Regions from separate parts of the Homo sapiens genome. Here region 2 is linked to region 1. The links are chromatin loops, found by intact Hi-C in ENCODE. Cell type or tissue: CD14-positive monocyte. All regions are shown on one strand. Each heading gives the region's core, and the rest is flanking DNA. Links, peaks and the distances in the headings are about the cores only.

Evidence for each region. Peaks named below come from ENCODE experiments on the same cell type or tissue, not always from the same donor. Only the 100,000 strongest peaks of a DNase experiment are listed, where the experiment ranks them.
Region 2: it touches region 1 in a loop (5-fold over the local background); 70 of 110 quality-filtered maps call a loop at or near these places.

Annotation. Positions count from the first base shown.
Region 1 is chr6:44,094,329-44,099,703 of GRCh38, forward strand. No RefSeq gene overlaps it. Among named protein-coding and RNA genes, the nearest start is that of SCIRT, 22 kb to the left of the region's middle. RefSeq lists silencers at 2,424-2,718, 2,496-2,665 and an enhancer at 4,709-4,878. In CD14-positive monocyte, for the core only: a CTCF peak has its summit at 2,568 (motif pointing right); a DNase peak (open chromatin) is centred at 2,583.
Region 2 is chr6:44,331,600-44,336,974 of GRCh38, forward strand. No RefSeq gene overlaps it. Among named protein-coding and RNA genes, the nearest start is that of SPATS1, 8.4 kb to the right of the region's middle. In CD14-positive monocyte, for the core only: no CTCF peak of the experiment used is centred there; a DNase peak (open chromatin) is centred at 2,562; H3K27ac peaks cover 1,690 bases.

The sequences.
Region 1 (5,375 bases), core at 53-5,052:
AGGAGAGGCCAGGACTAACACGTATCAAGTCTGTTCATCTTCTGAGTTCCCAGAGAAAAGAGCCCCACACTCACGGAGCTGACAAGCAAGCCAGAAAGTAGGGAAATTTCAGGTTGGGATAAGCCCTAGAAGAAAATAAACAGAAAGTAAGATGAAGCAAAACCAGGCGGGGGATTTAGAGAAGGTGGTTGCAGAGGGCCTCTCTGAGGAGGTGACATTGGAAATGAGGTGGAGAATGGAATGAGAAGGAAACATTCCAGGTAGAGAAGGGCAGGTGCAAAGGCAGGGACGCAAGAAAGGACTGAGAATGTTCAAGGAGGGGCAGGGACGTTGATGTGGGTGAGATGTGGAGAGCAACAGGAGACAGGAGGCAGGCAAGGCTTTGCAGGCCTGGTGAGGAATCCGGGTTAAATATGAGCATTATCCCCATTTAGTAGATGAGAAAACCAAAGCTCAGAGGTTAAGTAACTTGCCCAGGGTCGCATAGCTGGTGAGTAGCCAAGCTGAGATTCCATCATATAGTCTGGTAACAAAGTCCATGTTTTCTTTCCTCTACTCACTGAACAGGAACTGGCTGGCTGTGACAAAATGTGATAACTGTTAAGTGATTAATGACAAGTGGTTTATGACAGAAGCCTGGGGTGGGGGGACACAGTTTGCCGGGGAAGTCTTCATGGAGGAACTAACTGGGTCCCTAAGAATGAGGAGGATTTTGCCAGGTGGAAAAGTGGGGAGGACGAGCGCTCAAAACAAGGAGAATAACTTGAGCAAGGCCAGGGATGTGGAACATGAGGCCTGGTGGGAGCTGAGAGGCAATGGAGTTGCTGAGAGTAGAACTGGCGGGAGATGGGCGTGGAAGGCAGGGTGGGCCAGACCAGAAGGGACCCTGAATGCCTACCAAGGATGTCTACATTGAATTTCTGGGCAACGAGGAGCCAAGGCAGGTTCTTCAACAGGCTGAGCTGTACTGTGCTTTAGAAAGATGACTGTGATGCAGGGGCCTGGAGAGGCTGGTGTGTGGGGAGGGGCAGCTAAAATAAATGGCCAGAGGCTGTAGAGAGAGGTGGGGCAGGACAGGGCCCGTCAAGCCCCAGAGGTAACCAAGACTGAGAAGGAGTTTCACTCTTGTTGCCCAGGCTGGAGTGCAATGGTGCGATCTTGGCTCACTGCAACCTCTGCCTCCCGAGTTCAAGCGATTTTCCTGCCTCAGCCTCCTGAGTAGCTGAAACTACAGGCGTGTGCCACCACACCCAGCTAATTTTTGTATTTTTAGTAGAGACAGGTTTTCACCATGTTGGCCAGCTGGTCTCGAACTCCTGATCTCAGGTGACCCACCCTCCTTAGCCTCCCAAAGTGCTAGGATTACAGGAATGAGCTACCACACCCGGCCAAGAAAGTATTTTTACAGACCCCAAGAATGGGGTGTCCAGCTGGGCGTGGTGGCTCATGCCTGTAAAATCCCAGTACTTTGGGAGGCCAAGGTTGGCGGATCACCTGAGGTCAGGAGTTCGAGACCAGCCTGGCCAGCATGGTGAAACCCTGTCTCTACTAAAAATACAAAAAATTAGCTGGGCGTGGTGGGAGGAGCCCGTAATCCCAGCTACTTGGGAGGCTGAGGCAGGAGAATCGCTTGAACCCGAGATGGCGCCATTGCACTCCAATCTGGGTGACGAGAGCGAAACTCCGTCTCAAAAAACAAAAAAAGAATGCAGTGTCCCCAGCCCCAGGCCCCGCCCTGCTTCACCCCACCTCCCTCCACAGTTTGGCCTGGGTCCATGGCTGGAGTCCCTTCCTAGCCTATAGCCCCAGGCCCTGCTGCAGTGACCCCCATCAGCCCAGGGCATTCTGTTCATGCCCCATGACTCTCATGAAGGATGAGAGCAGGGTGCTGGCTTTACAGGAGTTGGGTGAACCTCAGATACTGAGAGTGGACAACACTTACACAGCCCTGACCCGGAAAGGGGACCTGTTTTAAGTGCCTTATTTTGACTCACTTCAACCCTACAAGGTACGTACTATTACATTCCAAGGAGGGGAAACTGATGCACAGGGGACTTGCCCAAGGGATGTGAACCCTGGCAGTCTGGTGCCAGGGTCTGTCCTCCGTACTCCACCTCAAGGTAGTCATTGCTCTCTCTAGACTCTGAGTGTCTCTACCTGCTCTCCTCTCTCCTCTTTGCTTTCACAATGATCCTGCCAGATGCTCTCTTTCCTGCCAGAAGGGAGGGCTACATGTGAAAATCTGGCATCAGAGTCTCAGCCACTCCCTTCTCAGGAACCACCTGCCTGCCTGCCATAGCAGGCGGTGAAGAGCCAGCCCTGACATCAGACAGCTCCTGGAGGCAGGCAGGCCTGTCTGAACCCTCCTCCCTGCTGCAACAGAAATGGCTACCAGCCCCACTGGCCAGGCCTACAGCAGGCTGTGCCTGGCCCCCACTTGACAGGCAGCACTCACCTCTCACCTCTGCTCTGGGGGCCCAGCTGAGGCAGCACCTGCCCAGGATGTCATGGTGCCATAGTTGCACCAGCTCCAGGACCAGGGCAGCTGAACGCCCCTTTGCCCACTAGATGGCACAATGTGCACAGAAATGTGGGTTGACCGCTTGGCCACCCTTTCCACCTGCAGAGGAACTGGATTTCACCACACTCTGCATTTATCTCATTTTTATTCTCATTCCTCATCCTAACCCATAGCCAACCATTTGTATGTGTCCTTGCAAAACAAGTGCATGTATTTTTTAGTTTCACAATTAGTAATATATATATATATATATATATATATATATATAAAAAACACACACACACATTATAGATATATTTCTTAATTGTTTTCGCTCAGCACTGTATTTTTAAACCTCATTCATGTTGCTGTGAGCACATTTAGTTTCTGGTGGGCACCTTCCACATTTATTTACCCACTCTGAGGGCGACAGGCACCCAAGTTCCCTCCAACACCCCAGCAACCCTGCCATGACCGTCCTTGACAGGAACCGTTACGGCTCGGCCTGAAAACCTAAGAAGCGGAATTGCCAGGTTACAGGGCATGCAGCGACTTCATTTGGCACAGTACTGCCAGCCAGCTCTCAACCCACCCAGTTCTTGGAGGGTTCCTGGGGAAAAGACGCCCAGCCTCCTAGGACTAGTCAGCCTAGCACCCCTTCCTGTGGGGAGGGGCCCCAATCCTTTCTGCTTGGGCCCAAGGGAGATGGAGAGCCAGTGGCCTCTGTCAAGAGCGTCTTGCAAAGGTAAGACCTTAAGGTCCTACATCTCCCCTGGGCATTTTTTTTTTTAAGTAAAGGGCAATGGCTGGCCTGTTAAATCCCCCACATCCCTCTCTTCAGGAGCCTTTCTGATTACAAAGCCCATTCTTTTTCTCCCTTCTCCTCCCACAGAACTATCCCAGTTTCCTGCATTTTCCCATTTCTCTTCCTCTGCCCATCCCTTCCATGTGAACACCCTACACTTACTAGCTATGTGTCTGTGGACAAGTTACTTGGACTCTCCCTCTTTGTCTATAATATGGAAATAAGTAATATCATTACTAATAATAGGCACACAGGCATAATCCCTCCCTGGCCTCTGCACACAGCCCTCTCTCTAACTCAATGCTGCCCCACTTCCCACATATATTTAAGTAGCTCAAGCCCCTCCTCCCCCAGGAAGTCATCCCTGATTGAACCAGATACAGTCCCAATGTCCTTAATCCAACTGTCACCTACTAAGAGCTCAAGTGATTATTTTTGGCTGAAATTTGAAATAACAATAATGGCTATGATTGATACGCTGAGCACCTACTATGTGCCAAGAATTCTACGGCCTACTCCATATCCACACAAGAGCCCTGGAAGGCAGACATTGTCATCCTGACTTCTCAAATGAGGAGGCTGAGACTCAGAGAGTAAGGTGACTTGCCTGAAGTCACTGGCAGGTAATTGTCAAGGTCAGGACTGGAATACAGGCTTGTCTGATATAAAAGCTCTACCCCACACCACCTCCTTCAGAATCCCTTCCTCTTGCCCTCATTCCCCCATACACATGGTATGTGCATTGCATTTTAAAATTATTTGTGATTTTAAGTACACAAATAATAGAGGGATATAGTCTCTTTATTAAAAAATTAAAGCACTACAGAGCTGTGTCACCTTTGACCAGGAACCTTCTACCTCCCTCCTCCCCAAAGGAACTCCCACTATTAGCACTGTCTTGGGTATCATTCTTGTGCTTTTTTGCCTTTTTTTTTTTTTTTTTTTGAGACAGGGTATCTTGCTCTGGTGCCCAGGCTGGAGTGCAGGGAATGTAGTGGTGTGATATCACAGCTCACCACAACCTCTGCCTCCCAGGTTCAGGTGATCTTCATGCTCAGCCTCCCAAGTGGCTGGGATTACAGGTGCACACCACCAGGCCCAGCTAATTTTTGTATTTTTAGTAGAGACGGGGTTTCACCATGTTGGCCAGGCTGGTCTCGAACTCCTGGTCTCGAGTGACCACCCACCTCAGCCTCCCAAAGTGCTGGGATTATAGGTGTGAGCCACTGCACCCAGTCCCATAAATTTTTCTGTATTTGTAGGAAATAACGTTGTTAAGTGATTTTACATAAATAATGTGTGTGGGGCCGGGCACAGTGGTTCATGCTTGTAATCCCGGCACTTTGGGAGAACGAGGCGGGTGAATCACTTGAGACCAGGAGTTCGGGACCGGCCTGGTCAACATGGCGAAAACGCGTCTCTACTAAAAACACAAAAATTATCTGGGCATGGTGGCCTGTGATCCCAGCTATGCAGGAGGTTGAGACACCTTGAACCCGGCGTATGGAGGCAGAAGTGAGCTGAGATTGCACCACTGCACTCCAGCCTGGGTGACAGAGTGAGACCCTGTCTTAAAAAAAAAAAAAAACAAAAAACCCACAATAATGTGTGAGGTATATCACTCTTCAACAGGCTTTTTTCCATTCAACAATATGTCTTGGAGAGCTACATCTATCTATACCTACACCATCCTTTCTTGGAACAGTTGTGTGCTACTCCATGGCACACATGGACTTTGCTTATTTACCCAGGCCCCTACTGATGGCTATTCAGATTGTTTCCAATTCTATTAAAAACAGGCTGAAACGAGTATGTACAGACCTCTCTGGGCACTGTGGTATGTGCTCTGTGCAGGGCATGGACAGTCATCTCTTCTCATCTGTCACATTGTTAGCAAACACCTCTCACAGGGGTTCTCAACTTGGGAACCACTGGAGGTTTCAGGGGGACCTCAAATCCCTGAAATTGTACCCAGAGTAACCTATGTATGCCTCTGCATATATGCACTATCTGGGGAAAGGGTCCACAACCCTTAGCAAGTTTCAGGTTTTCGAAGGGCCCATAAAAGCT
Region 2 (5,375 bases), core at 179-5,178, 240 kb after region 1:
AAAGAGAGTATAAAATTGCTTCCTGGTGTTCTTAGAAGAGAGAATTAAATTCATAACACAACCTTCTGAGCACTGTGCCCTGCGTCCTGCTTCCCCTTCCTTTATTCTCCATGCCCTTACACTATTTCATTTTCTTCATAGCACTTCTTTCTTTTCTTTCTTTTTTTTTTTTTTGAGACAGATTCTCACTCTGTCACCCAGGCTGGAGTGCAGTGGCGTGATCTTGGCTCACTGTAGCCTCCGCCTCCTGGGTTCAAGTGATTCTTGTACCTCAGCCTCCCGAGCAGCTGGGATTACAGGCGCCTGCCACCACGCCTGGCTAATTTTTGTATTTTTAGTAGAGATGGGATTTTGCCATGTTGGCCAGCCTGGTCTTGAACTCCAGGACTCAAGTGATCCGCCTGCCTCGGCCTCGCAAAGTGTTGGGATTACAGGCATGAGCCACTGTGCCCGGCCTCATAGCACTTATTTCTAGCTCTCATTTTTATATTTATTTCTCTACCATATTAAAACTTGTCATTGAAGTATAACATATGTGCAGAAAAATGCACAGGTGAATTGCTGGATGCATTTTCTGGGGGTCATGGACTTTCAAAAATGTTATTTATGTAGTTGTAAAATATACATAACACAGTATTTGCCATTTTAACGATTTTTTGTTGTTGTTGTTTTTGTCTTTGAGACAGTCTTGCTCTGTCGCCCAGGCTGGAGTGCAGTGGCGCGATCTCGGCTCACTGCAACCTCCGCCTCCTGGGTTCAAGCATTTCTCCCTGCCGAAGCCTCCTGAGTAGCTGGGATTACAGGCATGAGCCACCACTCCTGGCCCCATTTTAACAATTTTAAGTGTACAATTCAGTGGCATTGAGTACACTCACACTGTTGTGTAGTCATCACTGCTATCCATCTCCAGAACTTTTTCATCACCTCGACTGAAGCTCTGTACTCATTAAACATGAAGTCCCCATTCCCCTCCCCACGGCCCCTGGCACCCACCATTCTACTTTCTGCCTCCATCAATCTGACTATTCCAGATACGTTATATGTGGTCATGAGTCACTAGCTGTGACCCTGAGCACCTGACATCATGTGCCTCCTGTTTCTCTTTATTTGGCCTAAGTGTATTAGTGTTAAGCCATGTGATGACGGTCCCCAGCCAGCTACGCTGCCTTGAAGACTGTGCACAGGGATTTTTCTCTCATTTCCTGTCATTACTGTGAGAAACTGTGATGCAGCTAATGTTTCCATGTCGGACCGCAGTCTCCAGTGTGAGCAGGAGGAGCTGCCAGCTTCACAGTTAACTCCTCTTGCCCGTCACAGTAATAAGTGGATTCCTTCCACTTAAGTGGATTCGGTTAAGAGCCCAGTGGTGCTGTGAACACCATCTCTCAGAACAAATGGAAGCTATGTTTGAAGGATGCTGCTTCTACTAGTGATGATTTCTGAATTTTTCCTCTTCATCTCCTCTGAAAGATTTCTTCCTAAATAGGTAGGTTTTGTATTCAAAACAGCCTCTGTTTGGAAAAAGAAAAAGTGTTAATTACGCAGTTCTGCTTCTTTCCTGCCATTACCCCTTCTCCTAAATCTGTTTTAGCTGAATAATCTCCTGAATCCTGTTTAGCTGAATAAGGAACATCTGGGGCTTTTAAAGGCCTTTTTCATGTGAGAGAAAGGCACATCTGTTTTAGAGTATTTCTGGAAAATGAAAGAGCAGAATGGAAATTTGACAAGATTGAAGTGTGCTGGGAGAACATGTCCACTTCTCACTCCAGAGCCTGGAAATCACGATGACATTTGGTTTGGAGGAAATGGCCAGTCCTGCAGCTGGGCCTGTCTCCCTCCAAAGCCCACAACGAACCAGCGAGCAGTCCAGTCGTCATAAATGTGGACCACAAGTTCCTCTCTGGAGCTGCAGAAGACTGAAGAGGAAGGCGTTTTCCCTCCATTTGCAAAGTAACAAGAACCAAGGGCTTCCTGACCTCATGGGTGTCTTGGAGGAACGTTGAGGATGGATGAAATTCACAGGACTCAATAATCGTCCTCCACTCATCACAGCCTCCCTGTGTTAGAACAATACAGCCACTCTCTGCGCCACGTGACTTTGCATTATCTCCCACGTGTGCAGATGGAGTCTATGTGTTCACCTCACTGATTTTGAGTTTTCCCATGTGACCTGCTTTGGCCAACAGAATATGAGCAAAAGTGGCAGTGCAGCAATTCAGACACAGGCCTCAAGAGACATGATGTGTTTTCACCCACCCATCGTGTGCTATGCCATTTGACATGAGAAGAACAGGCCTTAGGGAGCTGCTGCTGATCCCTAGGGAATGAGATAAATCCCAGGGAGCGAACCTGGATCTGAGCTGCAGTCTGAAGCCAGGCTTAGCTGACCAGGTCTAGCCTGAAGCAGATTGATGCTAGCTGACCTCCAGACTCGTGAGTGAGCAAAATAGGTGTTCGTTGTTGTAGGACACTGAGTTTGAGGTAGTTTGTTACACAACATTATTTTTGCAATAGCTGAGTAATACAAAGGCCAAAATACAGAAGCCAAGAGTAAAAGGGCAAGTGAAGTAGGTGGCTGATGTGTGAGTCGATACGGAAGTGATGGTGGGATCTGAGCAGACAGCATGTGGGGAAGGGCCTGCAGGAACAAGGTGGAGAGGATGGAGGAAAGGAATACTGCACTGCAGCCCAACAGAGCCTGGATGGAGTGGCAGCCCCCCTCCCCACACACCCCTCCTCTGTGCCTCTGCAGAGTACTGGGCCTTTCTGGTATCTTTGTTCAGTGTTGCCAATATCCAGGAGGCTTCCAGAGAGTAGAAGTTTGACTCCTAACAGGGTCAGGATTTCCAGTTATGGGGTCAACCTGGGCTTATAGTCATGCTATGTCAATGGAACAATAATGGAAAGGTGGGGCATGTGAGATCTAAGGAGAACGCTGCTGAATGGGTATTGGCATCACTAGCTGGGAGCTCCCTAACTCTACACAGTCATTAGTACAGGGAACCAGCCCTCCGAAGCAGAACTTCCAGGCCATGTTGGTGTGAGCAGGGCTCTGAAAGGTCCTGTGACCTTGAGGAAGCTACTTAATCTCTCCAAACGCAGGCTAGGGGGTAATGGGGATAATAACAGTACCTATCCCCACAGGACTGTTACAAAGAGTTAATGCGGGGAGCCTCTGACACAATGCCTGGCACAGAGTGAAGCCCACCATTAATTAGCATCAATAGCTATGTCACCATTTCTTTTCTTTTTTCTTTTTTTGAGTTGGGGTCTTGCTATGTTGCCCAAGCTGGCCTTGAACTCTTGGGCTCAAGTGATCTTCCTGCCTTAGCCTCCTGAGTAGCTGGGCCTACAGGTATGTGCTACCATGCACAACTTATGCTGCCATTTTGTAATGAGACTGATATCTGGCGTTCAGTAAGAAATGGATATGTCTTGTTTTTCTGAGCCTAGATATTTCTTAAAAGTAGAAGGCCGAGCGCAGTGGCTCACGCCTGTAATCCCAGCACTTTGAGAGGCCGAGGCGAGCAGATCACCTGAGGTCAGGAGATCAAGACCATCCTGGCCAACATGGTGAAACCCCATCTCTACTAAAAATACAAAAAATTAGCTGGATGTGGTGGTGCGTGCCTGTAATCCCAGCTACTCGGGAGGCTGAGGCATGAGAATCGCTTGAACCTAGGTAGCAGAGGTTGCAGTGAGCAGAGATTGCACCACTGCACTTCAGCCTGGCGACAGAGTGAGGCTCCGTCTAAAAAAAAAGTCGAAGTCCCAGCAAATAGACTGTCGCACTCAGCCTCCTGAGTAGCTGGGATTACAGGCACGCACCACCACATCCAGCTAATTTTTTGTATTTTTAGTAGAGACGGGGTTTCATGATGTTGGCCAGGATGGTCTTGATCTCCTGACCTCAGGTGACCCACCCGCCTTGGCCTCCCAAAGTGCTGGGATTACAGGCGTGAGCCACTGCACTCGGCCTTCTACTTTTAAGAAATATCTAGGCTCAGAAAAACAAGACATGTCCATTTCTTACAGATCTCTCCTTGGCAATACCCTGAGCAGAAATCTGACTTCCACCATTTGTTCCTCAGCCCACATCAGCCAACCTGCTGGCTTTTGTTTTCTTTCCCCTTTCTCTGTTTCTCGGGAAATCTGTCTATTCTTATGCTTGTAGGGGGAAAGAAAAGTGGAGGTGGACCTGAAAGAGCAGATGGCAGAGCTCAGCAGCATGCTACCTCTTGCCACCAGCTTGGGCTGTGGAAATGCTATTTTATAGTTGGCAATTCCACCATGAGCTAGGTGACCCCTCTGCTGCACCTGTGGTTTGTGAAATGGATCATATGACCTTCAACAAAACAACAGCTGGGGCTTTTTAAACCAGGAAGATCCTGCCATGCTAACTTGCATTTCTTTTCCTAACCTACCATAGAATCTTGCCCTAGTTCTGCCTTGCACTCTTTTTTTTAGGGGAGAATTTCCAAGGCCAATGAGCTCCCTACCTAGCCATTTTTGCATTTTTCTTAGAGTTTGTGTGGAGAAGCCCGTCTCTCTCAGGAGGCAGTCTTCCCCATTGTCTTCTAAAAGCTGGCCCTTCTGGAGGGTTTCAGTCTGTCCCTGGTCCTGGTTCAAATCTGAGTGAAGATGCAGGAGGATGTAGCCACCCTCCTCTCAGAGTTCATGATGAGCACGGTAAGGAGATGATCTCACTTCTTCCCCAAGAACCTTTAGCTCTTTAACAACTTGCAAGAATGAAATTTCTTCTATTGGTTTCTCTCCTCCACTCTTCCCCAAGAGAACAAGCCAAATACTGTACAGGTCCTCTTGCATCAGAGTTGAGTGTTTGTACTTCTTTATTATATAAATCAGTCATAGAAGGAATTGCTCTTCATAACAAAAGCACACAGTTATTGACTTCCTACCATGTGCCTGTCATTCTAAGTGACATGTATTTATTCATGAATCCTCTCAACCTTATGAGGGAAGTACTATTATGATCTCCGTTTACAGATGAGGAAACTGAGGCTCACAGGGGCTGAATAACTTACCTAGAGTGGACAGCTGGTAAGCAGGAGTGGCAAGATTTGCGCTCGGGAAGTTTGATTCTGAAGACTGCGCTTGTTCTTATAACGTCATAATGCTTATTTTCACAGTATTGGCTGGGTTGAAGACCACAATAACATTTATTTGCTTATTTTTTCTGCAAAAGTAACAAATATTCAGCAATGTTCAGAGATTTGGCAGCCTCTTAATAGGCTCCAGTAATAGTCTGGCCTTCTGTGGATGAATGTTCGTTCTCTTTAGAATATGGATTATTTAATGCCTCTTCGTCTCCAACTTGGAGCCCCAGGTACCAATTTCAGGCACCAGAAAAAGTT